Regions from separate parts of the Homo sapiens genome. Here regions 1, 2, 3 and 5 are each linked to region 4. The links are chromatin loops, found by intact Hi-C in ENCODE. Cell type or tissue: heart left ventricle. All regions are shown on one strand.

Region 1 (5,000 bases), 380 kb before region 4:
TCAAAGAACTTAACTTGCTTAAGCACCAAACTTTTTATTAAAACTTTTTTATGGAAAGATTTCCGAATCACGTATTTACATATTTTCCCCACTTTAAAAATTATGAGGATTGATTTTGGTAGCACTGTCTGGTATTGCAAAATGACTGTATGGACCTATTGAGAAATATAGGATTATTTTCCCTCAAACTAAAAGGCCCCAGACTGTCATATTTTCAGGGTTTGTCAACTTTCTGTAGTTTGTAGTCTTGTCTCTTTTGGTCAGTTGTCACTGCTCACCATTATCTTTTTACTGTCACCATTTCATGAATTTTCTAAACCATTTCTTCAAATGTCATATGTGCTCATAGAACATCACATATTGAATAGAACATTAGACAACCGGATTCATTTAAATCATAAGTAAAGCAAAAGGAAGCAAGCGTTAAGTGAGGGGTGAAGAAGTGTATCTGGGAATAAAATGTGCTCCATCTGAGGGAATTTTTCTGAATCTAGTTTGGCTTCTCAGAGACATTTTAAAAACAGTGTACTTCTCACCTATGTTTCAGACAATTAATAATCCTAAATTTTTAATGGCTACAGAAATTAGGTTTTCCAGTATGAATTATAAAAATAACCATAAAAATGCGTACTATCTATGGAACATACATCTTCTCTTTCAACTATAAAAGATGTAGCTGGAAATAAAAATAAACCAGCAACTAAAGGAAAAAAGTGGTATCCGTGTTTTTTTTTTTTTTTCTTTTCTATACCACAAAAGCAGCAGGGAGGTCACACAGTCCTATTGGAGGGTATCATCCCTTATGCTGAATCACAGAAGAAACACATTTGCCATTGAAAGACAAATTAAACAGGGCATGGCTTGCACTATGTGGGTCCCCAGACTTAGTTATCTGCCAAGACCAGGCAACATTTTGTAACCTCCAAATGTATCGAAACACAGAACATTTGTTGGCTCTTTGTGAACAGAATGTCTTTGTCAAAATTTTCAGTTTGAACAAATGTTGCAAAGTGGTCCAGACTAGATTTGTCCCAGGAGAAACTGACACAAAGTCCTTCAGGACAGGGGCAGCCACCTCAGCTACATTGCTGGGATTGCCGGTGATAGGATTAAAGGAGCTAGACAGTGGCATTGTGACCTAATGTAACTCTCAAATCTGTTGCACGCAGAGCCCTGGAATTGGGGACCAGCAAGGAAAAGAAGTCACTTATCCTATATGGCATTGCTGTGTTCAAACTTTCAGGCATTTGCCCAGACTCTTCTCCAGTGGGAATAGGAGGTGAACCTGCCTATCAGACAGCATTGCCTAAATGAAAAATGCATGCTGAGATATGCAGCTCAGAGGAGAGAGCAGGGTGTCCCCGCTAAGTATGGGCTGGCAAGACACAAGAGGATTCTGACATGGGAACATATCTGGAGAGAATCTGGGTTGGCAAGGATCCCTGGACACCCAGGAGAACTATGTCTGGAATACAGAAGCTCTAACTTCACATCTGAGCAAATGAGATGGCACCCAGGGAAGCTAATGTCCTTAAGCCAAGAGCCCATGGAAAAACCAAGGGCAGTGCTATAATAGAGGCACTTTTCCCCTATACAAGAGCCGTTTCAAAGCAGAAATAAATTTCTCAGAAAGAACTGTGGAGAAGAGGATTTAAGCTCGAGTATTATAGGAATCTGAAAGAGACCTAATTGAGTAAGGCTTGGTAGGGATGTAATGCCTGGTACCTCCAGAGGGAAGAGGAAAGGGATCGGTAGCATTCTTCCTGCACATGCCTCTCCCAAGGGTGCAGGATAGCCCCTGAATAGCATTACCCCATGAAGCAAGGAGCTATCACTTAGAGATGATGGATCCAAGAGAGAGAGAGAAAAGCCACATACACCAAGTGTCTCAAACAGGCAAAAAGCGTGTCAGTCCTTCCAGCTGGACTGAAATACCATTCTCAAATAGAAAGGTCAACAGACCTAAAATGGTACCAAACAGTTCTCATCCATAGAAGCCCCACCAAGGGCACAGCACTCTGGTCAGGTCAGACTTGCACACTGGTTAAAGAACTCTCCACTGACGGTCTTGCTCTCTTCCCTTGGTTGGCTTCCTCTTGTTTTCCCTCCACACTCCCTGGCCACCCAGCACTTCCAATGAGCAAACTGTTATTTTAATATACTGTGTGTAGGACATCATAAATTTCAGGTCTTCCAACCTCAAATATTCTGTCCCACTGCCCTGCATTTGTTGGGGCAGTGGGACAGATCTTGGTTTGGAATAGAATATTCCTCTAGCTAGGAGAAATGCTCTCCAGCAGAATTCCATTTCAAGGTGAAGGCATTTCTAAAGACAATAAGTAGGAGAAGGGCAGAATTTATCTGCTAGTGATAACTGGGTAACAGACAGATGGAGAAATTCCCTGCTCTACTTCCTCAAACAGACAGCTTATCTTATTTGTAAAAGGCCTGTCTTCATCACTAACCAAAATTTTCATGGAGCCAGAGACTAGGTTTACTTTTAACCACTGTATCCCCCTAAAATGGCCAGACACTAAGCATGCTAATGGATGACAATTATATTTTGATGAATGGGTAAGTAAATAAGTGAGAGATGAACTTTTAAAATCCACAGGCAAGAAGAAATGTGACGATGTTGCAAAAGTTGGAAACTGAGAGCTTTAGCCAGTGAATTGGTTCTTGTCTAAGAAAATGTGGGCCGGGTGCAGTGGCTCACACCTGTAATCCCGCACTTCGGGAGGCCGAGGTGGGCGGATCACGAGGTCAGGAGATAGAGACCATCCTGGCTAACACGGTGAAACCCCGTCTCTACTAAAAATACAAAAAAAAAATTAGCCAGTCATGGTGGCAGGCACCTGTAGTCCCAGCTACTCACTCAGGAGGCTGAGGCAGAAGAATGGCATGAACCCAGGAGGCAGAGCTTGCAGTGAGCCAAGATTGTGCCTCTGCACTCCAGCCGGGGCGACAGAGCGAGACTCCGTCTCAAAAATAAAAAATAAAAAATAAAAAATAAAGAAAAAAATGTGACCAGCCATATCCCAAGTGATATGGGATGAAAAGAAAAGTGTTGGTAATAATCCCCTGTAATATTGCATAGTGCTTTAGAGAAACTGAAGTACTATCTCAAGGTGTTGAAGTTAGCAGCTTAAGCGGGTAATACAGATTGCAATGCCTTTTTGTCTTCAGGCCATTGGAAGAAAGATGAGGAAGGTTGAACACATCTAAGAATTTCTCAAAAGTGAAAACAGACTTGCATCAGTTTCTACCATGCCTCTGGTGCAGAAATATCAGCCACTGTGGAAACTGGTCTCTGAGTTTCTCCGTAGCTACCGGCAAGCACATTTCATTCATCCTTTATCTTTTTAGTAAGGTGCAAATTTGGTTCAATAATTTTTTTCTGCATCTCTTTAGATGATTCTCTATCTCAACTAAGTTTGAATAAAATGTCCAGCTTTCATTATTTCCTAATGCTCTAGTAATACATTAAGAGTTAACTGGGGTGAAAAGGCAACAAGAAAGCTTGCCAGAGTATAGTTAGAGAATTTCATGACAATTAGCACTGATTTGCACTACAAGAATAGAAAGAAAAAAAAAGAAGTTTTAAAGGGGAAAAAAAGCTACTCACACATACACAACCCAAAAAGAGCCTCCAAGTACTAGCTGAAAATGATACCGTTAGATGACAGCAGAAACACACCAGATTAGCCAATTAGCATTCACCCGAGAAAAGCTAGTGCTTTGGAGGGAGGGGAGAAAAGGAACCCATCAACAGTAATATCAACTTTACAATAGCCTTGACTGGTTATCTACCCAAAGGAAATGCTACCTCCTCACTTTTCTGTGAACCTCTCAACAATTCTGGGGGAAAAAATGTTAGTTCAACATTATCGCAAGCCAGAATATGACTCTATTTATGTGACAGGTTGACAACATACAATTTCATGCTTGTTGAACTGATCGGTGTTACATATTCACTGTGAATATTATGAAGCTTCACCATTATAAATATGAAACAGTATACACTTATTCAAAGTAACTCCAGAAGTGGCAATTTATAGCTTGGTTGTTTGTGTTCTGATGAAGTCCAAATGCCACCTTAAGAAGCTGCAGCTCGCAGAAACAGATGTGCAGTGTGACTGCGACCAAAATGGATTGACGATGACCTATGTGAAAGCAGGCTATTACATTTTGGTCTGCATGGCAGCTGACACTGGTTTGTATTTAGATATGTGACTCTTGGGAACACTGTGTCCTTAAAGCTCTGTTTAAACATGGGCCAAGACATTTGTCTATTGGACTAATTATTTTACCACCCTTCTATGGCAAAGATCACTTTTTTCCCCCTAAAAAAAAAAAAAGGATATGAGAGAGTGTATATGCACATACACAGGCACACACTCTCACTACGCTTTGTAAAATTACAGCAAGGACTTTAAACCTTGGTCATGTCAGGTGAATGTTGGCAAGATTTCCAGAATGTCTGCATAGCAGGATTGTACCACTTTCTTGATCAGGTGCCTGAGAACAGGACAAGACCACAAACCATCAAATCATAAGCTGTCACAGCAACTGCTTTTGGTCAAGTTTTTTCCTCCTCTTCCCTACCTCCTCCCTTTCTTTCTCTTAGCAAGCTTCAACCAATTTACAAGTGTTCGCTTCCACAAGGACAAATTTGGAAGAGTGAAGAACAACACAATTTATCCAAATGTGGGATGAAATGAAGGAACCAGGCACCTTGCTAAAGCTAGATATCAAAAATTTGCATAAGTAGTTTTGCAACCACAGAGGTGCTATTTGGAACAAAATAAATTGCTTGTATTGTATGCAAGGGTACAAACCTTGACCAACTTTGCGGTGTCTTCCCTGCTTGTACATTTCTTAAGCACATCCAGATATTCCTACTAAGAAGTTCAAGTTAGTATCCCTCAATAGGGAGACCTAAAAAGATAATTGTTTGTGGACTTAGAAGTCCTCAACATCTTTATTTGAGAATTAAGAAA
Region 2 (5,000 bases), 360 kb before region 4:
GTTCTTGCCAATGTTGACATGCTAATAAAATCTGTGCTTCTGAATGTGGCATTATCCTGCTAATCTAAAACACATTAGTGGTAGCAAGTGTTCCTGTTATTAATTTATATTTGGCCTTTGGACAATGCCAGACTTAACAGTCCAAGCCCTGTAACTGTCCTCATCTGACATGCTGATATTTACTGTTTCCCTATACCTCTGTAACAGGTGTGCTTTATTGCAATTACACAGACACATTCTACTGCCTCTTTGCAACTATGACAGCTATTTCACAACTGTAGCCTCAATTTTATAATAAGATTTAAGAGGATAAAGCAGTCACTAAACACAAAAGGCTAATTATTGTATGTTATTTCACCCCAACAGACTTTTCTCTTAGTTAAGGAGCAGACAATAAATTAGCTTAACTGCACTGATGATAATGAATCATTATAATTAAGTATAATTCTCCATTAACCTTTTGGAGGTTTTTGTGCCATTGATGGTAAATTTTAAAGAGAGAGAGAGAAGAAGGAGTGGACTTGGCCACATTAATTATATTAATGAAAAAAGAAACTGGGTTCTTAAAAAAATTAGTTAAGACAGGGGAAAGGGGGTGGAGAGAGGGGCAGTAAAGAATGACAGTCTTAGTGGGGTGTATGTCATGTGAATTGTCTCTATCAATCTTAGTAACCTTACTGTATATCACCTTCATTAAACTGTGAAACACGGGGCACTCCAAGTAGCTATAGTGATATAGGCCTATATTAACCAATGTACTACCCTGTCATTATGTGCAAAAGGGCATAATACGTTTTAGGATGACAGCAAACATTAATGATTCAAAAAATGAAAACTGCCAACGCTACCTGCTGCTCGTAATATTTTATACAGGCGGAGGTGATTCCCAGAGCCGCTGCCATGTAGGCAAAGCTTCTAGCAGCTAGCTGCCTATAGTGCAACAGAGAAGTGACTGGCCAATCTCAGCCGACTGGCGACTCTATCCATGGCTGGACAAGTAGCCAAGACCTTTCCTCCTTAAGAAAAAAATTTAAAGGCCACTATTCTAAATGCTTCTGATGTTTATTTGAAAATGACTGCAGGAATTCCAATGATTAAAATAAATCTTCCTTATTTCCATATGATCTAGTTCCTCAATCAACTCCTAACAGCATCAGGAATAATACATGATGGAAAAATGAAACTACAGCAGCTGAGACCCACAGTGCCAGCCAGACAACCACCCACAGGACACTCCGGCTACTCAAAGGCAATTAGGACTTTGAAGCCACTTATAACCCTGACTCATAATGGCTACAGGGCATATGAATTATCCATATCTATTCCGCCTTACCAAGAAATCAGAACAAGATAACAATTACAATCCACAAATACGATCTACCAAGGCAAGGGAGGGCAAATGGAGCCAACATTTGCAAACCCAGCAAAGAGTTAAGAATCCCGGGCATGCCTCGCTAGATAGGAAAAATGCATTCACAGACGGCCTTGGCCAAATTATTTTCACTTTAGATGTGTATCGCTGCACCACATGGACATCTTATTTAATCAAATCACGTGTGGGCTTGATCCTCCCCCTTACCCTACGTGCCCCCAGCTACCCAGAGGAAACACTCGCAGTCTTTTGCCAGATTCATTGTTAGCAGCTGGGATCCTCCATGCAATTCAATTCGAGTCCATCTCACCAGAGTCCACAGAAAGTTTTGCTTGTTTCCCAAGTTGCCCAAACTTTCCTTCCGAGAGCATTCCATTGTGCTGAATGCAAACACGCCGAGGTCCTCCGTCCCCCCACTAGACTCCAGAGATTACGAGGAAACTGCTTGCGTTATTTTCCCCCCTGTATGAATTGTAGCCAGCAGAGACTGTGGAATTGATGTATTGCTGTCTATTTTTACACTAGCAGCGAGCAGCTCCACACACAGTCCTGCATAAACTCTATTCTCTCTCAGCTTCAGGCAGCTCTCCGTGGTACAGGAAGATTTAACCATTGGCTTCCCTGCCACCGACGCGAACGGAAAACCTTGCACTGCCAGGCGTTTCTTTTTATTCGCTGGCCAAATCTTTCAACCACGTATAGGAGTTTTAAAGGAAGCAGCATCGTTGTTTTGTGTTCTGTGGGAAAAGCAATCTAAAATAGCCCAGCAGGATTATTTAGGATTTTGTAAGTTCTCTGTCTGATGAACAGAGAGAGAGGGGGGAAAAATCCGGACTAGAGTCAAAACGGACTATATTTGAACACATCCATTTTAATATTTTTATCTTCGTCTTATTATAAATAGAAATGGCATTTTTCCAACCAGGCCACTAAACACCACTGGAAAGACTTCAGCTTCTGATTCATATCAATATCTTAGAGCATAAATATTGCATATGAGTAGAAACAGTGCCAAAGTCACATGGAAAGAGTTTCTAACTGCAACAGATACTGATGACAGCAGCTAAGCTTTGATTTGCTCAAGCCATCTCAGAGCCACCTTAAAATAGCAAACTTATTGGAGTTAAGATAAGATTGAGATTCTTCTAAAAGCTCCTGCCTGGACTACTTTCCTGGCTCCTCTCTTTGCCCAAGCCCATCCCCCCTTACAGGAATAATAGCATCTGAGGGAAGCGTCAGTTGTGGCTGCAGCGCCGAGCCCTGCCCCAGCTCACCTCGATGTCACTCCATACAGACTCAGAGTCCTGGTTGCACATGTCCCACGCCATCCAGCTCCTGAATGACGCCAGTCAAGCTTTTTCAACTCCAATCCACAGTGACACAGAGCACACACTCATGCAGGCAACCAGCCCCTTACTGAGAGTGAACTGAAGGCACCTGTCTTACTACAGTCCCCAGTCACATGACAAAGCTATTAAAAAGTAGGCTGGGCTGTCACTCACCCAGCCTCCCTTCCCCTGTGCAGCTTGCTGCTCTAACTCGTGACGTCACTCAAAGGCAGCCCTCTGCTTCAGTGAAGTAACGCTTTAAAAAAAAAAAAAAAGAAAGAAAAAGAAAAGAAAGAAAGAAAGGAAACACTTAGACTTTTGGAGGCTTCAAGCATCATGCTGTGATTAAAGCCAGCTTTGAATGCCACAGACTCTAAACGGAGCCCTGGCCATATAATAACCAAAATCCCCTGCAATCTTTTTTTAATTTATTTTCCTTCCAAAACAAGCAAGTGGCAAAGCTCCCTGTTTCATGACAGAGTAACTATATTCTTAGCTAAAACGTGTATTCCCTAAGAACTCTTTAATTCTAAGATCTCCAAGTGGACTCAAGCTCAGTTTGGGACTAAAGCAAGAGCTTATCACATGATGCATTTTTATGAGACATTTTCTCATTGAGGGAGTGTTTGAAAGCGCAAACGGGGCTTTTTTTTTTTTTTTTTTTTTTTTTGCTTGTTTAATCAACAAAATAGCCTGTATGTGTTAAGGTATAAACAAACTCCTCCACCCAGAATTCGGCTGCCCCCATGGCAGTAGGGAATACCAGCTCCCGAAGAGTTGCTGCAGTTTTCTTTGCTCCATATAAGGAGAACAAGCCACAAAACCCCATCCTTTCAGCTTCCTTCTAATTATTTCCATTTCTCTCATAGGCTCCCAGAAAACAAGTGTTAGTAAATACAGTCGCTGCTGCTCTGCTCAGATCAGCTTTGATTCCCGGCTCCTATTTTTCATACATGTAGCGTTTCCTCCCTAACTGCCTTAGGGTGCCTTTTTGAATAAACATTGAATTCCAACCCTAGTGCCCTGGGTTGTGTAGTTTGCGTTTTGAAATCAAGAATGTCTGTGAACTGAGGGAAAAATACCAACACACTATTAGCAGAAATATTCAATTCCTGAGCTTTACTTTCTATTATTTTTCAGCTTGTACCTTGAGACAATGAGGGCTAATGCAGGTAGGTGCAACTGTTTTATGATGACACTACATATTGAATACATAACAAACTCAAGGTACTGGACACAGTGGAAAAACACTTCCTGTAACATGACAGTGGTCTGACTTAACCCTTCCAAGTTCCCAGGAGATGTACACGTGTATGTATCTGTGTGAATAAACATGTTTTCATAAAATGTTAAACCCAATATACTTTTAGAATCAGCTCAATTCTTTTACTTGATAATAATTTACCTGAAAACAATCCCCCAGTTACCTAAATATAATTTGTAAAGCATTATTCTACTGAGGTTAATTTACACTGTTCTTCATTGTCCATCTCCTTAAACAGAAAAACATGGTTATTTGCCCTAACACATATTTTAAATATTAAATTGCTCAAATATTAAAGTGAAAGAAAGAACAAAAGAAACAAAATACCAGCAGACTGCTGCTTCTTTCAGACCATACATATTATAAGAGATTTGTGTGCTGTGAGAGCTGCAACAAGTTGCTAGTAAATTCCCAAATAATGTAAGGAAGTTGACAGTTTATCATTACTGGGCATAAAAAGGTGGCCAAGAGCTTTGACATTTTAAGTTTGCTGAATACAGTTCACCAGCACATTTTCCCTTTTATAAACAGCAGAAAATTACTGTAGTTTTAATTTTCTAATGAAAGAACAGGAAAATACAACCTCGGGAATGCTTTTATACAAGCAATTAGTGGCATTACTCTGCACTCCCCACAAAGAAACACTAATTTTCTTCCCAATTATATTCTGATTTAATGTAAAACTTCAGTAAATTATTAAAATTCAGGACAAAGGTCATTGGCTCTGCCCTCAAGGATCAACTGTGAAATAATATTGGTCACCTGGCCAAGAAGAGTCAATGTTTATTAATTATTATCATGTGATTCTTCCATTGTGATATTCACTGATACCTTTATTTGTGTTTATCCAATGCTAGATATTCATCATATTTTTAAAACCTATTCACATCTTTTAGAGATGTTCTTTACATTAGAACAGGCTCGTTATAATTTTTGATATTCTAACCTGCCCAGATTGTATTGTTAGGGTTTTCTTATTTTTTGCCATCTAATTCTACTTCTAAAAAATCAAATCAGCACATGCACTGAAACCAGA
Region 3 (5,000 bases), 880 kb before region 4:
TAGAGCAGGTCTCTTGCTAGCATGCTCCTTTAAGGAAGCAGAAGTGATTTACTATGAAGCTATAAAGCTTACACTTCAGGGCCCTCACTTGCATAGGCCCCACTCATGGTCCTGAGAGGGGGCCCTAGAAATGTGTTCATTCAGTCACGTATTTTATAAAACTTACAAAGAAGAATATTTTTTAATTATCTTTCAGGAATATTTAATCTCTGGGTACCACAAATCCTGTTCAACCTCGGACTTTGGGGAGGTAGGTGATGGCGGTGGTTCTGGTATTGATGCTGCTGCTCACCAGCTGCAGTATCTTAGACACAGAATATTCTCTCTGAGCCTTATTGATCTCATCTGTAAAATGGGGTTATCTACCTTAGCCAACTTAATAGTGACTCAAAGGATCAAAGTCCATTCTAGTGAATGAGGAACTCCAAGAAGTATAACACACTGTTTTATTTCAGGGTTTTAGAGACAGTCAATATCCATGCAAAGAAATGTTTAGTTTAAAATGCAAAATATTATCTTCCAATGGAGTTACTAATATATATGCAAAGACCCAGTCATCTGTGCCTTTGCGTGGGCCAGAGTCTAGCTCTGGAATACAACAGTTACTGACAAAAAGGTCTCTAATGCTTATTTACCTAAAAGCAACAAGATCCCATTCCCCTCCTCCATCACAAATGGTCAACTTCCCCACATCAAAGACTATTTCACCAACCTCTCTGTGTCCCAGAGGGAGTACACCCAGAAAAAATTAGAAATGGAACTGTCTGCTCCATTAGCAATGCACAAATTTTTTATGGCCCAGGACCACTCCGGAAAGAATTGCTTATGACGCGATTCTCAAGTCATCAAAGCCCTTCCCACATGTGTAGTGAGGTCAATGCTGATGTCTCAGCCTTGCTCAGGAGAGTGCAAATCAGTTGCTCTTCTCCATTGTGGTGCTTTAAGGATGCGGGAACACTTTGAAAGGAATGCCTTCCTCCCAGCATAAACCTCCTTCGTTTACAAGGTGTTTTAGATGGCCCAGATCCCCAATGGATTTCTTTCTCCTGACTATGGAATACCTGTCCTTGAAGGTAAAGTTCAGGTGCCTAACTGATAAATACTTATTTTTCCTTGGCTTCTGCCTTTTCTTTCAGAATGGCCTCCAGGCCTCCCCTGTTAGAACCCCAAGGATGTCTCTGCTGAGACAAGGGGATGAGGAGAGCACAAAGAAATAAGTGGTAGATAAGAAAGAAATAAAGCAAATCGGATGGTTGCCGGGTCTGTGTGGATAGAAGTAGACATGGGAGACTTTTCATTTTGTTCTGTACTAAGAAAAATTCTTCTGCCTTGGGATCCTGTTGATCTGTGACCTTATCCCCAACCCTGTGCTCTCTGAAACATGTGCTGTGTCCACTCAGGGTTAAATGGATTAAGGGCGGTGCAAGATGTGCTTTGTTAAACAGATGCTTGAAGGCAGCATGCTGGTTAAGAGTCATCACCACTCCCTAATCTTAAGTACCCAGGGACACAAACACTGCGGAAGGCCGCAGGGTCCTCTGCCTAGGAAAACCAGAGACCTTTGTTCACTTGTTTATCTGCTGACCTTCCCTCCACTATTGTCCTATGACCCTGCCAAATCCCCCTCTGCGAGAAACACCCAAGAATGATCAATAAAAATAAAAAATAAAAAAGAAAAAAAAAAAAAAGAAAGAAATAAAGCATAAAATCCAAGATGCACTGAGTTCCTATAATGCAGCAGATACTTCATACATATCATCTTATTTAATCCTTTCTAGCAGACTTAGGGGAAGGGCTTATAATATTCATTTTGCAGAAGAGAAATCTGAGTGTCAAAGAAACTTTCCCAAAGTCAACAACTAATGAGAGAGAAAGTCAACATTAGACTCCATACTTCCAGAATCCAAAGCTCTTGAACTATTTCCCCCAAATTGCCATCTCCTTTAAAAAAAGGAATAAAAAATATATATATATATATATTTTTTTTTTCTTGCCCTCAAGATTACAAACTGGGCCGGGCATGGTGGCTCACGCCTGTAATCCCAGCACTTTGGGAGGCTGAGGCAGGCGGATCACCTGAGATCAGGAATTTGAAACCAGCCTGGCCAACATGGGGAAACCCCATCTCTACTAAAAATACAGAAATTAGCCGGGCATGGTGACGCTAGCCTGTAATCTGGTAATACTAGCTACTTGGGAGGCTGAGGCAGGAGAATCACTTGAACCCAGGAGGTGGAGGTTGTGGTGAGCCAAGATCACACTGCTGCACTCCAGCCTGTGTGACAAAGCAAGACTCTAACACTCTGTCTCAAAAAAAGAAAGAAAAAGAAAAGAAAAAAAAAGAAAGAAAAAATTGCAAACTGGCTTACACCAAGTGGAATGCAATCAGATTCCATGGCCACTTCTGCATTTGTTTTTAATTCCATGTAATCACCATGGCTGCAGCTTTTAATCTCCTGAATGGCCATAGCATACATTGCTGGTTCCATGCCAATCCCCAGAGCCCAGGCACCACTGAATGCAGGTAAGTGACTCACATGCTTTGAAAAGTTCCTTGACTCACCCTGTCAGTGACTATAGTCAGGGTTCCTTATCAACAAGTCCCGCCCCTTCTTGATAGGGGAGGACCTCTCAGCAGCACGAGTTGCCACTTCATCCTTCACACAAAGCTGTGGTTGTGTGGCTCCACAGCCCCCTTGTCAGTAATGAAATGGCCATGTGTGCAGTACTGTGAAGGGCCACAGATAGTTGCCAGGCATGCCAGCTGCAATGGAGTGTTTTGAGACATTGGAGTTTATGAGTAATGATCTAGGAGAGCATAGTTATTTTTTCTGAAGTGGGCCACAGTGAGTTCATTCTGGTTTAAGGGGCAGTGTCAGCCTGTGAGTAGTGTGCCGTTGGGGAATGCTAAGTGAATATTTTATGGTTACCGATACAAAATGGATGTTTTCCCTCTGCTTTTATTCACCCATCCATTCGTGTAATAAATATTTATCAAGCAACAATTATAATCCATGTACTACACTAGGAACATGGAAAACAAAGATGAATAAAGTATAAACTGTGCTCTCTGTAACTTAAGAGTTCAGATAGGAAGGTGTGCTTGTAAACAGAGGCATTTGGTAAAGTGTTCTGTCTATTACAGCCCCAGCATATGCAGGGCTTAAAGGAGAATGTGCTCAATAGGATCTGGGAAGGAGACAGAGAAGAGTATTCAGAAATACTTCATAGGGGAGAGCTTCCTTGCAAGAAAGCATTTTCAGCAGGAAAATAAGAGCTGTTGAATTAGATCAGTATGAAATTAAATCCTAGTTCTATTGACATTGAGCTATGTAATCATGACCTTGATTTTACCTTTCTGAGTCTCATCTGTACAGTGAGGATGACCCTACCCATGCCTACCGCAGAGACTTGTGAACATTGAATGAGATTCATGTTGGGCAATTCAAAGAGAGTTTTTAATAGTTGTGCATAATTCAGTACTTTTCCAGGGACACAGTCCCTCTGGGTAAGAGGGATGATTTTCCCAGTCATGCTGTCTGAACTTTGGCATGTGAATGTTTCCTTTTACCAATCTAAGATGTGCCAAGAGCAGGGCACCGTGACCTTAAAGATTAGGAATGTGAGCTGACAAATCAAAGAATTCAGTGACACCCAGGTACACGTGGTGGATAGTGATCACCACTGTTCCCTTGAGGAATGACGATTTACTTTACAACAAAAAGGAATGTGTTAGCCATTACTTCATGCTGTCCTTCTGAACTGTGAGAGTGTCAGGTATTCATATGTGGAAACCTGAACAAGAGATAAACAAATGTGACTTAATTTGCAATCTTTGTCTTTTTAGACTAGTCAATTATATATTGACCGTAATGCCTTTTCAGACTTATAAATTATATATTTTCTGTTACATTTGGAAAGTTAAGTCCATGTAATAGACTTATCAACTACTCAATGAAATAAAGCAGTGATTATTATTCCTGCATCAGCCAAGGTTCTATATTGCAAGCAACAAAATCTGACTCTGGCTTACTAAGAAAGAGAGTTTATTGAAAATATATTGAGTAGCCCACAGAATCATTAGGCGTGCTGGGGAACCAGAGTAACTGCTAATCTTTCAGGAGCTGATCTGATAAGAAAAGCAAGAAAACTGTGGACCCCACCATTGAACATTAGATGCCAATGCTCTATTCTTGGAAACTTGTCATTTCTGAGGAACTTGGCCTTATTGCTGTATTAGAGAAGAAGGAGCTCTCAGGCCCTTCCTTTCTCCATCACTAGGTCTTTGAGGCCTCTGATTGGTGGTGCACTGGCTATAAGAGAAGGTGGATGAGTTTATTCTTTTATTTTGAGAAAACAGAATCTAAGGCCAGGCATGGTGGCTCATGCCTGTAATCCCAGCACTTTGGGAGGCCGAGGTGGGTGGATCACCTGAGGTCAGGAGTTCAAGACGAGCCTGGCCAACATGGCAAAACCGTGTCTCTACTAAAAATACAAAAATTAGCCAGGCATGGTGGCAAGTGCCTATAATCCCAGCAACTCAGGAGGCTGAGGCAGGAGAATCTCTTGAACCCACGTGGTGGAGGTTGCAGTGAGCCGAGATCACTCCATTGCACTCCGTCCTGGGCAACAGAGCAAGACTCTGTCTCAAAGGAAAAAAAAAAAGAAAAGAAAATAGAATCTATAATATAAGGAACTCCAAACTTAGAGTGTTGAAAAAGATGTTGTAGATCCACAAACAAGACAGGCATCCACTGTAATAGTTAATTGTTATTATCATCATGATTATTACTGCCCCTAGTGATCCAATAAACATTTATTGAAGCACAAGCAAGTGTGAGGTATCCTCTAGAAGAAAAATTAGTAATAAAGGCCCTCAACCAGCTCTCACCTGGGAATAATAAGGCATGTACCTCAAATTTTAAAAAAAACTTATTCTAAGTCATTGAAAAAGGAAATTTGATGTAGACTTGAGTATTGCAAAGGGCTTCGTGTAGCCA
Region 4 (5,000 bases):
AAGGCAAGAAACTAGAAATATCAGTATGCTTCCATGATATACTTTAAATTTTCAGCCACAAATTTTTTTTCAAAAAAAGTTTGCTCCAGATAATATGATAAAACTCCGTTTACTTCCGGTTCGTAAATGTTTTGCTATATTTCACCAGATAATTATCCCTTTGGTTTTCTATTCCAGCTTATCATCATTATGATGATAGAGTAAAGAGAATTTTAATTCAAAATTTCAGAAGACACTCAAAAGGAAAAGAGCAGCATAATTTACGCCAAAGAGATCAGCTATACACTAAGAATTATATCTCAACCCCAAGTGGCGCACACACATATTGCCAATTCCAAAGACTTTTGTGAAACACACTCGAGGTAGTTGCCAGGATTGGCTGGGTAAGTGTATGCAGTGTGTGGATTTGGCACATTGCAATCATTCGTTATTATTGTGCTGCAGCTGTGAGCCTGTGAATGGAGTTGCAGGGCCCATTTCACCTACCATAGAGTTCTACAGCCCACAAATGAAGAGATTTGGTGATACAAATTGGCATTCACTCATTCCCACCAACTAAAATGTAAGCACTTTTGGGGGAAGAACTGGTCTTCTGTTTCTGTCAACAGCGTCCCCACTGCCCTGCTTTCCCCCACCTAATATCGATCTGGCTGGGCACAGAGTTTCCCTTCCCTTTCCAAAAGATATCTGTGGCATTATAAGAACCATTCCATAAAGGCCAGCATTTATGGGATGAAGAAAGTCTTCACCCTTGGTCTGCGGCTGCAAAGACTAAACAAAGCATATTATCTGCCAAAACCCAAGAGAACCCTGTATTTCTTTCTCTTTTTTCTTTTTTCTTTTTTTTGAAATGGAGTCTCGCTCTGTCGCCCAGGCTGGAGTGCAGTGGCGTTATCTCGGCTCACTGCAAGCTCCGCCTCCCGGGTTCACGCCATTCTCCTGCCTCAGCCTCCGAAGTAGCTGGGACTACAGGCGCCCGCCACCACGCCCGGCTAATTGTTTTGCATTTTTAGTAGAGACGGAGTTTCACCGTGTTAGCCAGGATGGTCTCGATCTCCTGACCTCGTGATCTGCCCACCTCGGACTCCCAAAATGCTGGGATTACAGGCGTGAGAACCCTGTATTTCTTACACAGGGACATGGACTGCTTCCCCCAAGAGTTGGAGATAAGACAGCAGACACACCACCTCTGGAAAAAAAAAAGTGTATTATCAGCAAGCTTTGTGCAAATTCAGCTCCTTTTAGTCTGTAACTACAGAGAACGAAAGTGTCATACCCTCCCCCAGCGACCATGACACCTTTATCTGGAACCCAGCTGTATTCGAGATTTACTGTGTGGCCTTGGGCAGCTCATTTAACCTCTCAGTGTCTTAATTTCTTCATCTGGAAAATGAAGACGCTACCTACATCATGGGCACAGCGTTTCAAGGTTAATGCATGAGGCTGATATTGAAATGCAGCTTAGCAGGGGAACGTCTAATTCTGGGGAGGAAGTCAGGCACAGCAGTGCCCTTCTGGGGGTTATAACATGTGCAGGATCACAGAGCTGGGCCCTAAGGTCAGGAATGCACATGGCAAGCTCAGTAAGCCACTCCAAATACACCACCTGGAGTCTTTTATTGTTATTGCCGAGTAGAGTTGATAAAGCAAACAGAGCAAAGGGTCGGGAGGCCTAATTTATCAAACGTTATTGATACAGATCTCATATTGACAGGCAATGAGCCACTTTTGGATTCAGATCCATAAATCCATTTTATAATACAGTCCAATCCCAACACTTTGCCCTCAGATCCTTCCATCTAGACATGAGAAATCCATCCTGCTTTGCCTGCAGTCTGTCAAATGTCACCACAGAGTGCAGAAGCCACCCTGCCAAGTCTATATCCTGAACTAAATCCCAGTGGAAACTTCCCAGATATAAATAACCACTATGAACATACAGGAAAGAAAAATAGCTATGAAGTTGCACTCCTACTTTTTTTTTTCATTTTAGCCTGTGACAAGTAAAAATCATAGAGTTATTCACTCTCCAAAAACAATCTAAAACCAGAAGGTTTAACCAATCCAATTTTCTGGTCACCGTGACGACTATTTTAATCTGTGAGGCCGCGTTCAGGACACATACACAGGCCTTGCCCGTGGTTGTTTCACAGCCAGCCCCTGCTGGAAACTCCAAAAGCGGCTTCCGTTCCTGGACTCACTGTGGGCAGTGGCATTTGATGACACTCAGGGTCTCGCGCCATGAAGACAGAATTCTCTGTTTACAGTCAGAGAAGGAGGAACTTTCCTTCAACTTGAGGGTTGAGAGTGAGATCCCGGGGAATCGGTTGGGAGGAAACCCCAGGTTAACAGTGGGAGGAGAAACTCACTCAATGTTTTTGCAAGGCAGGGAAACATGACATAAAGAAATCAGAGAACTGAGTCTGAACGTGGGGATATCTGGGCTTGAATCATGCCGAGCCAAGTGTGTGTGACTTTGGTTAAACTATACTACGTCCCTAAGCCTCAATTTCCCCATTGATGACAGGTGAAGGGGGTTGCTGTAAGATTCAAATAGTACAAAAGCCCCTAGCACAATACCTAGCCCATAGTAAGTGCTCAATACATATTCCTTAAACCATAATCTACATAGAGAAGTATGCAATTATTGATATCACTCATTAACCAACGGGCAGAAGTTCATTTATTGAATGCACACCCTATGTCAAGGACAGCACTAAACGGTGGGAACAGAGAGGCAAAAAGAATAGAGTATGATGCTCGTCCTCAGGATGAGACAGTGGAAATGGGCAGGACTAGATAAGGAGACTGGTTGTCTCTAGATATGAGGACCAGGTGTAACATGGGCAGAACACTGCAGATGTAGAGCCTGCAGGGCAGGCACGCCACACCCAGGCTCGAGGAACTCTGTAATTATCACACCATTCCTTGCCCGGTGTGGCTGGTTACATTCTGGTTTCCTGCAATTTCTGGACTAACACCTGTGCTCATTTGCTCAGGGAAGGCAAACTCATCTTAATGTTAGCTTCAAATAAGTTGATAGGAAGGTAAATCTGCAAATTTAAAAGCCTAAGCATGGATTGGCTTAGGATTATCTGAGCTTTTAGGTTTTTCTGACCATATCCAAGGAGAGATACAGGAGAGATACACAGGTGTCATCCTGAAAAACTGAAGGTAAATTAAAATGCCATCTACAGTATTAAACTCTTTTTCCCATTGATTTGCAACAGGCATTTGCATTTTGGGGGCATGCACTCTTTGAAATCTGTCCTCATGCACAATAAAAAGAAGGAGGTGGGAAGAGGCAAAAGAAGAGAAAAGAAGGAAGAGGAAGGAGAAGGGATGGAGAAAGAGGAGGAGGAAAAAACTAAATAACTTCCAAATAGCACAGGTCTCAGGCTGGCCATTCAGAAGTCCAGGTCAGGTCAAGGGGAGGTTTTTGCCCCTTTGCAATAGAATGCAGGAAATGGGAGAGAACTCACTCATCAAGCTACAGTCTTTCCTTCTGTAAGCCTCCTACCCTACAATACACCTACTGGCTTCTCCCTCAGAATGTACAGGATTTCTTGTTGTTTCACACAACAATTATTTGGAGGCAGTAGTCTCCCATGGTAGCCCCAATCTATCCTTGCCACTGTCTTCCACTGTCCCAGAACTTCCCAGGCCAAACTCATCTGGGGAACACCTACAGGATTTTTGTCACATTTCATGATATGACCACTATTATTCATTGTATATGATTTATTTTAAATCAAGTTACTTTTTAAAACTTTACTGTTATTCTGGGCAACAATATCTGTAAAAATCATTGTTTTCCTGTGCTAGTTATAGCTTCCTAGTACACACTAATTAGCATAAGTCATTATTATTAAAATAGCCTAGCATAGTTATTAGCAATACAGATGCTGAATGTGTTCAAATCCTGGCTGTGCCACTACTAGCTGTGTGATCTTGCGCAAGTTACTTAACTTCTCTGTGCCTTAGCCTTCTGTTAAATAAACAATACCTACTTCATAGAGTCACTATGAAGATTACATTAGTTAATATTTGTAAAATACTTGTATGATCTAGAATCTTCTACACGAACAACACTTTGGAAACACTGAACTATGCACAAAAGCATAAATCATCCCTTACCTCAAGGTTTGGTTATGCTGTCCCGCTTTTTCGGGGTACTCTTTTGCCTCCCTTTTCCTGCCTAAACCAAAACTAATAAACACACTGTTATCCCACTCTTCCTGAAAGCCTGCCTATCTGAAGGTCCTTCTTAAATAAATATAATCACAGACATTTATTTTAATGACAGCCACTTGAGCATCTATCATCTTACTGCCCTGTGCTCAGTACTTTTCACACATCATCTAATTTAGTCTTTATTTGGACTTTATGAAGAAGACCCAGCTTAAAAAGATTAGGTCATTTTTCTGAGATTCTACAACAGGAGAGTCATGATTCAAACCCAGGCCTGTCTGACTCCACAGCCTGTGAATATCCCATTAAGCCACGCAGTACCACTAGGAAGCTCTCTCTTCCAAGAGTTCATTACAGTGTCCAACCAGACAGGAGCACCCTCTCGGCTCCCTTGGTGTGTACCTCTCTTATCAGACTTAGTAAACCCACACTGTAATGTGACTATTACATTTGTCTGTCTTTTATTACTATATTACTAATAGTACTTTATTACTAATATCATTACTAATATTATTACTAATAATACTTTATTACTATTGTCTGTCTTTTCCCCCTGTTATTCGAGATAACTTTCTATTTTAAGCATTTTGGAAGGAAATCATTCTAAAATTTCCCTGAATTTGAAAAAGGGTTACATTCTATGAAACTGAATTTAATATTTTCTTTACACCTCTGGTCATCTTTATCAACACCAAATATGGTAATGTTCTATGATGTAAACATGACTTGAGGGCAATTTTTTCTGTGCAGCCTAGGGTGACAATTAAAAAACCAGACTCCTGAGCCCCTCCCCAGATCTACTGAATCAG
Region 5 (5,000 bases), 320 kb before region 4:
TATTTTAATATTTTTACAACTGGTACTGCCATGATGGTGCATCCCAGCCGAATATCAACCCCGGTCTGATGCATCAAAATAAAGATGTCAGGAAAAAGTGTCTGGACTATTTTCAGAGTCTGGTGCTTCGTTCGTTCAAGGTTATTGTTCTTGGATGCAGCTGCCACTAAGTAGAATTTCCTTAGAGGGAAAATCCACAATTTCTGGTGGGAAAATGGAGGCAGCGAAATTATATCCTAGGCTTCTAGGCTCTATTTCTCTTGTATCTCCAGGCCCAAAAAGGGTACCTGGCACAAAATAAATACTCAACAAGAATTGCTATGAATAAAATGCAAATCAAAGCCACAATGAGATACCATCTCACGCCAGTCAGAGTAGTGATTGTTATTAAAAAGTCAGGGAATAACAGATGCTGGTGAAGTTGTGGAGAAATAGGAATGCTTTTATACTGTTGGTGGGAATGTAAATTAGTTCCACCATTGTGGAAGACAGGGTGGGGATTCCTCAAAGATCTAGAACCAGAACTACCATTTGACCCAGCAATCCCATTACTGAGTATATGCCTAAAGGAATATAAATCATTCTATTACAAAGATGCATGAACACATATGTTCATTGCAGCACTATTAACAATAGCAAACACGTGGCATGAACCCAAATGCCCATCAATGATAGACTGGATAAAGGAAATGTGGTACTTATCCAGCCACAAAAAAACAAAAAAAACAAAAAAAAACAACAAAAAAAAAAACCCAAGATCATATCTTTTGTAGGGGACATGGATGGAGCTGGAAGGATTTGGAAGCCATTATCCTCAGCAAACTAATGCAGGAACAGAAAACCAAACACTGCTTGTTCTTGTTTATAAGGGAGCTGAACAATGAGAACACATGGACACAGGGAGGGGAACAACACACACTGGGGCCTGTCAGGGGATGCGGTTGGGGGAGGGAGAGCATTAGGAAAAATTGCTAATGCATGCTGGGCTTATTACCTAGGTGATGGGTTGATAGGTGCAGCAAACCACCATGGCACACGTTTACCTATGTAACAAACCTACACATCCTGCACATGTACCCTGGAATTTAAAAATCAAAATCAAAATAAAATAATAATGAATAAATAAATAAATAAAAGTAACTCACCCAAACTGGATTAAATGTTAGGTCAACCCAGGGAGGTACATAGAACACCAGTCTATAAAGGACGCTAAAGTATTGCTATAGACAAAATGAGACAGAGCATGCTATATGTGGTAGAAGGAAAACTTGTGTGAGTTACTAGAGGTGGAAAAATAAAACCCCTGAGGATGTGCTCACATCATAATAGATGTTCCATCAACCACCATCTTAGGATGCCAGTTAGCCACAGACCTTTTATGTGGTTGAACAGCACATGCAAGTTTGGAGCCAGAGGTGAATTGCTTGGAAAAATAAAAGGAGTAAGGCTAGTGCTGCCTCCCGAGGCTCTCCCACTCACACTTTGCTGGAAGTGGTTCAAGTCCCTCTGCAGTAGCAAAGTGTGAACACTGTTGAATGTTAATGACAGAAACCATGGCAGGCACTTTACTGAGAGGAAAAAGTGCGGCACCCATTATGGAGAGTGGGGAAGAAAGATTGGCAATGGCTTTACCCTCAGTGGGAGAAGGTTGAAGTGGCCCCAAGATTGAAATCATCCTGGAGGTGTTAACACTTCAAGTCTGTGTTCAAACTTTGCTGCCTTCTGCTGCAGAGGATTTGCCTACAAATAACAATAACAAGAATAATAACTAGAATAATACCTGCCACCTTTTATTTAGCATTCATTGCGCCCTAGGCTAAGCCTTTATGAGGCTCTTCTCATTACATCTTTTTAACAACCCTATGAGGAGGGTATTATCATTCCATTTTACAGCTGAGTGTTAACAGACCATAAACTCACCAAGGAAATCCTCAAAACATGGCTGATATTCAACCTCTCCTATAGATTTGCAGACTCTGTTTTTTGTCACCCCACTCCAGGGTGCCACGTTAAATATATGTATATTTTAGCATCCTTGACATCTTTAAATGATATCATCTGAATTTTTACCTAGATATTCTGTTTCATTTACCTTTAAGTCCCCAAATCAGGTTTGAAATTCCTTTTCATTCACACAGAAAGAATATTTATATTACTACCCATGGCTTCAAGCAGGACAAAATCCCTCTCCACCATGAGTGACTCTGAACTTGATTTTTGGTGTAACAGCCCTCACATTGTACCATTACATATATACTCAAGGGCAGAAAATAAATAATAAATTATAGCATTTCTTATGTTTGCTTTGCACCATCCAAGATGTCAATCATATTGTGGGGAGTAACGCCTTCTGACCACTGACATTTAGGTACAACGCTGAAGGACTATTTCTCCAGCTAGCACTTCAACACGGTTCTCTAATATCTTAAAGATCAACCTTAACAACAACAATGATGACAAAGGTATGAATTTTATCAGTTACAAGGTATAAAAAAAGGTTTTGAAATATGAACAACCTTATCATTGATTTCTTTCTTTTTAGGCCAAAAGAGCATATATCATTCAAGCTATGGGGACAAAAATAAATTGTTGCCAGAGGCTGTTCAAATGGAAACCAGTAGCACCCTTCAGGGTTCAATGTACTTTTTTGTTTCTTTTTTCCTACCCAGACTCTCAAAGGGACAAACACATGCAGGAAAGTGATCCTGGAAAGAAGGGGTTAATATAAGCTGCACAGTGCACTCAGTGATGCCTTAAATAATTGTCACATGTCCCCTATAATCTGTCCCATGCTGTCAGCACTGAGTTAGTCATAATAATATCAGATAAGAGCTGTTCAAAGTGACACACTAACCAACATGGGAGCCACATGACTTTCTGGCTTGGCTACTGCCCTTCAGCTGAACTTTGGCTTAGAACACAAGGCTCCCAGAGGCAGCCTGGCACATGCCGCCGCGTGGAGTGTCCGGTGGCATTTTCCGTTGCTAGGGCCTCTGTTGCTTCACAGTCTAGTGAGGGGCAGCTGGGGATCAGTGACAGGGAGTCACCTGCTCACCCCACCTCTGGGGACAGGGAAAGGAATTGGCTGCTGTGGTGGCCGCTGCCTTTCTGAGCTTGTGCTGGGACTCCCTGTCCCCTCCACAGTTGATTAGTTTTGCAAATGTGTGTGTCACGCGTTATGCCAAGAACCACAGCAGGGAAACTCGGACCCCCAAAGGGAGTTTGTGCTGGAAGAGGTAGAGAAGGAATGTGACTCTTGGCTAAGAGGACACAAAGGCAAGGGCAGGAAGGAAGGAGGAAAAAAAAAGGAAGGAAAGTTATTACCTCTGGGTAGAAGGTTACTGTAGACTAGCTCTATTTTATTTGTGCTTTTCTGTATCCCCGCCCTGACTTTTTTTTTTACTTCCAGCATACTTTAGATTTTTAATTTAAAAAGTTAAGGCACATATTTTTTAAAGGAGAATAAAGAAAGAATAGTGAAAAAGAGGAAGAAAGGAAGGTGACCCATTCACTCACTGATTCATTCACAAAGCAGAGACCAGAAAGGAAGCAAGAATCCAATGTCATCTGACATTGGATTTGAGAACATTTATTGGCAGTGTGCCTCTGGCATACTTACCTAACACCTCTCTCTAAGCTTTATTATCCTCGGCAGTAAAATGGAAAAATAATACCTAAGTTACAAGACTGCCATGGGGATAAAAAGAGGTGATATATGCTAAGTGGCTAACAAGTGGTAGGTGCTCAATAATCAGTAGCTCATGGGAAGCCATGGAAGTTATGACGATCTTTGGAGTCAGAGATACCCAGATCCAAAGTCTGACTCCAGCACTTACCATGGTGTGACCTCAGGCAAATTATCTCACCTTGCGGAGCCTCAGTTTCTCATGTACAAAATGGGGATAATGATACCCCATTGTCAGGGTTGTTAAAAGGAGTTACTGTTAATGCTTTACACTTGGCAAATAATCAGGCACATGGTAGTTATACAGTAATTTGTAACAGGAGTTGCCATAGTGGTGGTGGTCATAGTAGCTAAAAATAGAAAGAAGGCAAATCCATTCATTAATTCAACAAACGGAAATAGCAAGATGTACAAGTAAAAGTAATAATCAGACAAATGTATAGAGAAGAGATAACTAAAAACCAAAGGTACTGATCAATAAAGATTGGAAGAGTCTAAAAGGACCCAAATACATGAGAAGACAGAGAACAAGAGAATGCTCTTAGTGGGACTAATTAGTTCCTCGCTTAGTTCCTCGCTTGGCTGGGAACTATCTAGTCCATCCTCCTCCTGCCTCCAGGGAGCTAATGCTATCCTTCCATTCTATAGATCGAAGTGCAGACGTCTCCAGTGGCTTTTCCCAGATCACACAGCTAATAAGTAGCATAAAAGGGGTCAAAGCTCAGGAGTGCCCCTACTGTGCTCTTTTAGGAAAGGCATTACCAAAATTAAATATAAATAGAGAAACATTAGCAACTAAACTAAAAGCAACAAATGTCAGCAGAGAAAAATTATTGTTTACTTTAGGGAAAATGGAAAAAACGAAGTAGTGTTTTTTTAAAAAAATAAAATACAAGAAATGGTAGCTTAACGAATTTTTTTTTTGAAAAATGAGAAATAAAAAACTGTATTTAGTAGAAAGACATCTTATTGGAGATAAATCTTAGGAGGCAGAATTTCATGGAGAACTTAAGAGGGAAGAATTCCAGTTGGAAGGAGGAAAGCAAGATTTTCCTGTTCATGTACTCAAGTCTGATTCCTCAGGGTACTGCATATTCTAAGATTTCTCTGACAAAATTCCATAGCAATTTGCTCAGAAGAGGAGAAGGCCACCAACACATGGGGTCCAGGAATCAGTCTCGCCGTTCTAAGCTGTTAACATTAGACAGGTGCTTCAAGGAGAAGAAAGAACACTTGTGTTGTCCAGTTGGGCAGAGTTTTCCCGACAAGTGGTGACTCTAGTGGTATAAAAATCAGAAAACCCTAAAGGGAAAGT

The links. Peaks named below come from ENCODE experiments on the same cell type or tissue, not always from the same donor. Only the 100,000 strongest peaks of a DNase experiment are listed, where the experiment ranks them.
Region 1: a loop joins it to region 4, with 6 times the contacts of the local background. A loop is called at or near these places in 7 of 110 quality-filtered maps.
Region 2: it touches region 4 in a loop (6-fold over the local background); 6 of 110 quality-filtered maps call a loop at or near these places.
Region 3: a loop joins it to region 4, with 8 times the contacts of the local background. A loop is called at or near these places in 3 of 110 quality-filtered maps.
Region 5: a loop joins it to region 4, with 8 times the contacts of the local background. A loop is called at or near these places in 12 of 110 quality-filtered maps.

Annotation. Positions count from the first base shown.
Region 1 is chr4:23,870,214-23,875,213 of GRCh38, forward strand. All of the region lies in intron 2 of PPARGC1A (PPARG coactivator 1 alpha), which reads right to left. Among named protein-coding and RNA genes, the nearest start is that of PPARGC1A, 17 kb to the right of the region's middle. In heart left ventricle, no CTCF peak of the experiment used is centred here; no DNase peak of the experiment used is centred here; H3K27ac peaks cover 5,000 bases.
Region 2 is chr4:23,887,258-23,892,257 of GRCh38, forward strand. It overlaps PPARGC1A (PPARG coactivator 1 alpha), which reads right to left and starts at 2,790. Exons shown (of 13, transcript NM_013261.5): 1 at 2,647-2,790. The coding sequence starts at 2,700. In heart left ventricle, no CTCF peak of the experiment used is centred here; DNase peaks (open chromatin) are centred at 924 and 2,638; H3K4me3 peaks cover 4,352 bases; H3K27ac peaks cover 4,019 bases.
Region 3 is chr4:23,370,879-23,375,878 of GRCh38, forward strand. All of the region lies in intron 17 of LOC105374524 (a long non-coding RNA gene), which reads left to right. All of the region lies in intron 2 of LOC105374523 (a long non-coding RNA gene), which reads right to left. Among named protein-coding and RNA genes, the nearest start is that of PPARGC1A-AS1, 400 kb to the right of the region's middle. RefSeq lists a silencer at 2,288-2,582. In heart left ventricle, no CTCF peak of the experiment used is centred here; a DNase peak (open chromatin) is centred at 2,723; H3K27ac peaks cover 1,840 bases.
Region 4 is chr4:24,247,296-24,252,295 of GRCh38, forward strand. It overlaps a transcript of PPARGC1A not described here. Among named protein-coding and RNA genes, the nearest start is that of MIR573, 270 kb to the right of the region's middle. In heart left ventricle, no CTCF peak of the experiment used is centred here; a DNase peak (open chromatin) is centred at 2,166; H3K4me3 peaks cover 633 bases; H3K27ac peaks cover 2,356 bases.
Region 5 is chr4:23,928,044-23,933,043 of GRCh38, forward strand. It overlaps a transcript of PPARGC1A not described here. Among named protein-coding and RNA genes, the nearest start is that of PPARGC1A, 40 kb to the left of the region's middle. RefSeq lists enhancers at 2,395-4,026, 4,111-4,951. In heart left ventricle, no CTCF peak of the experiment used is centred here; a DNase peak (open chromatin) is centred at 2,988; H3K27ac peaks cover 3,607 bases.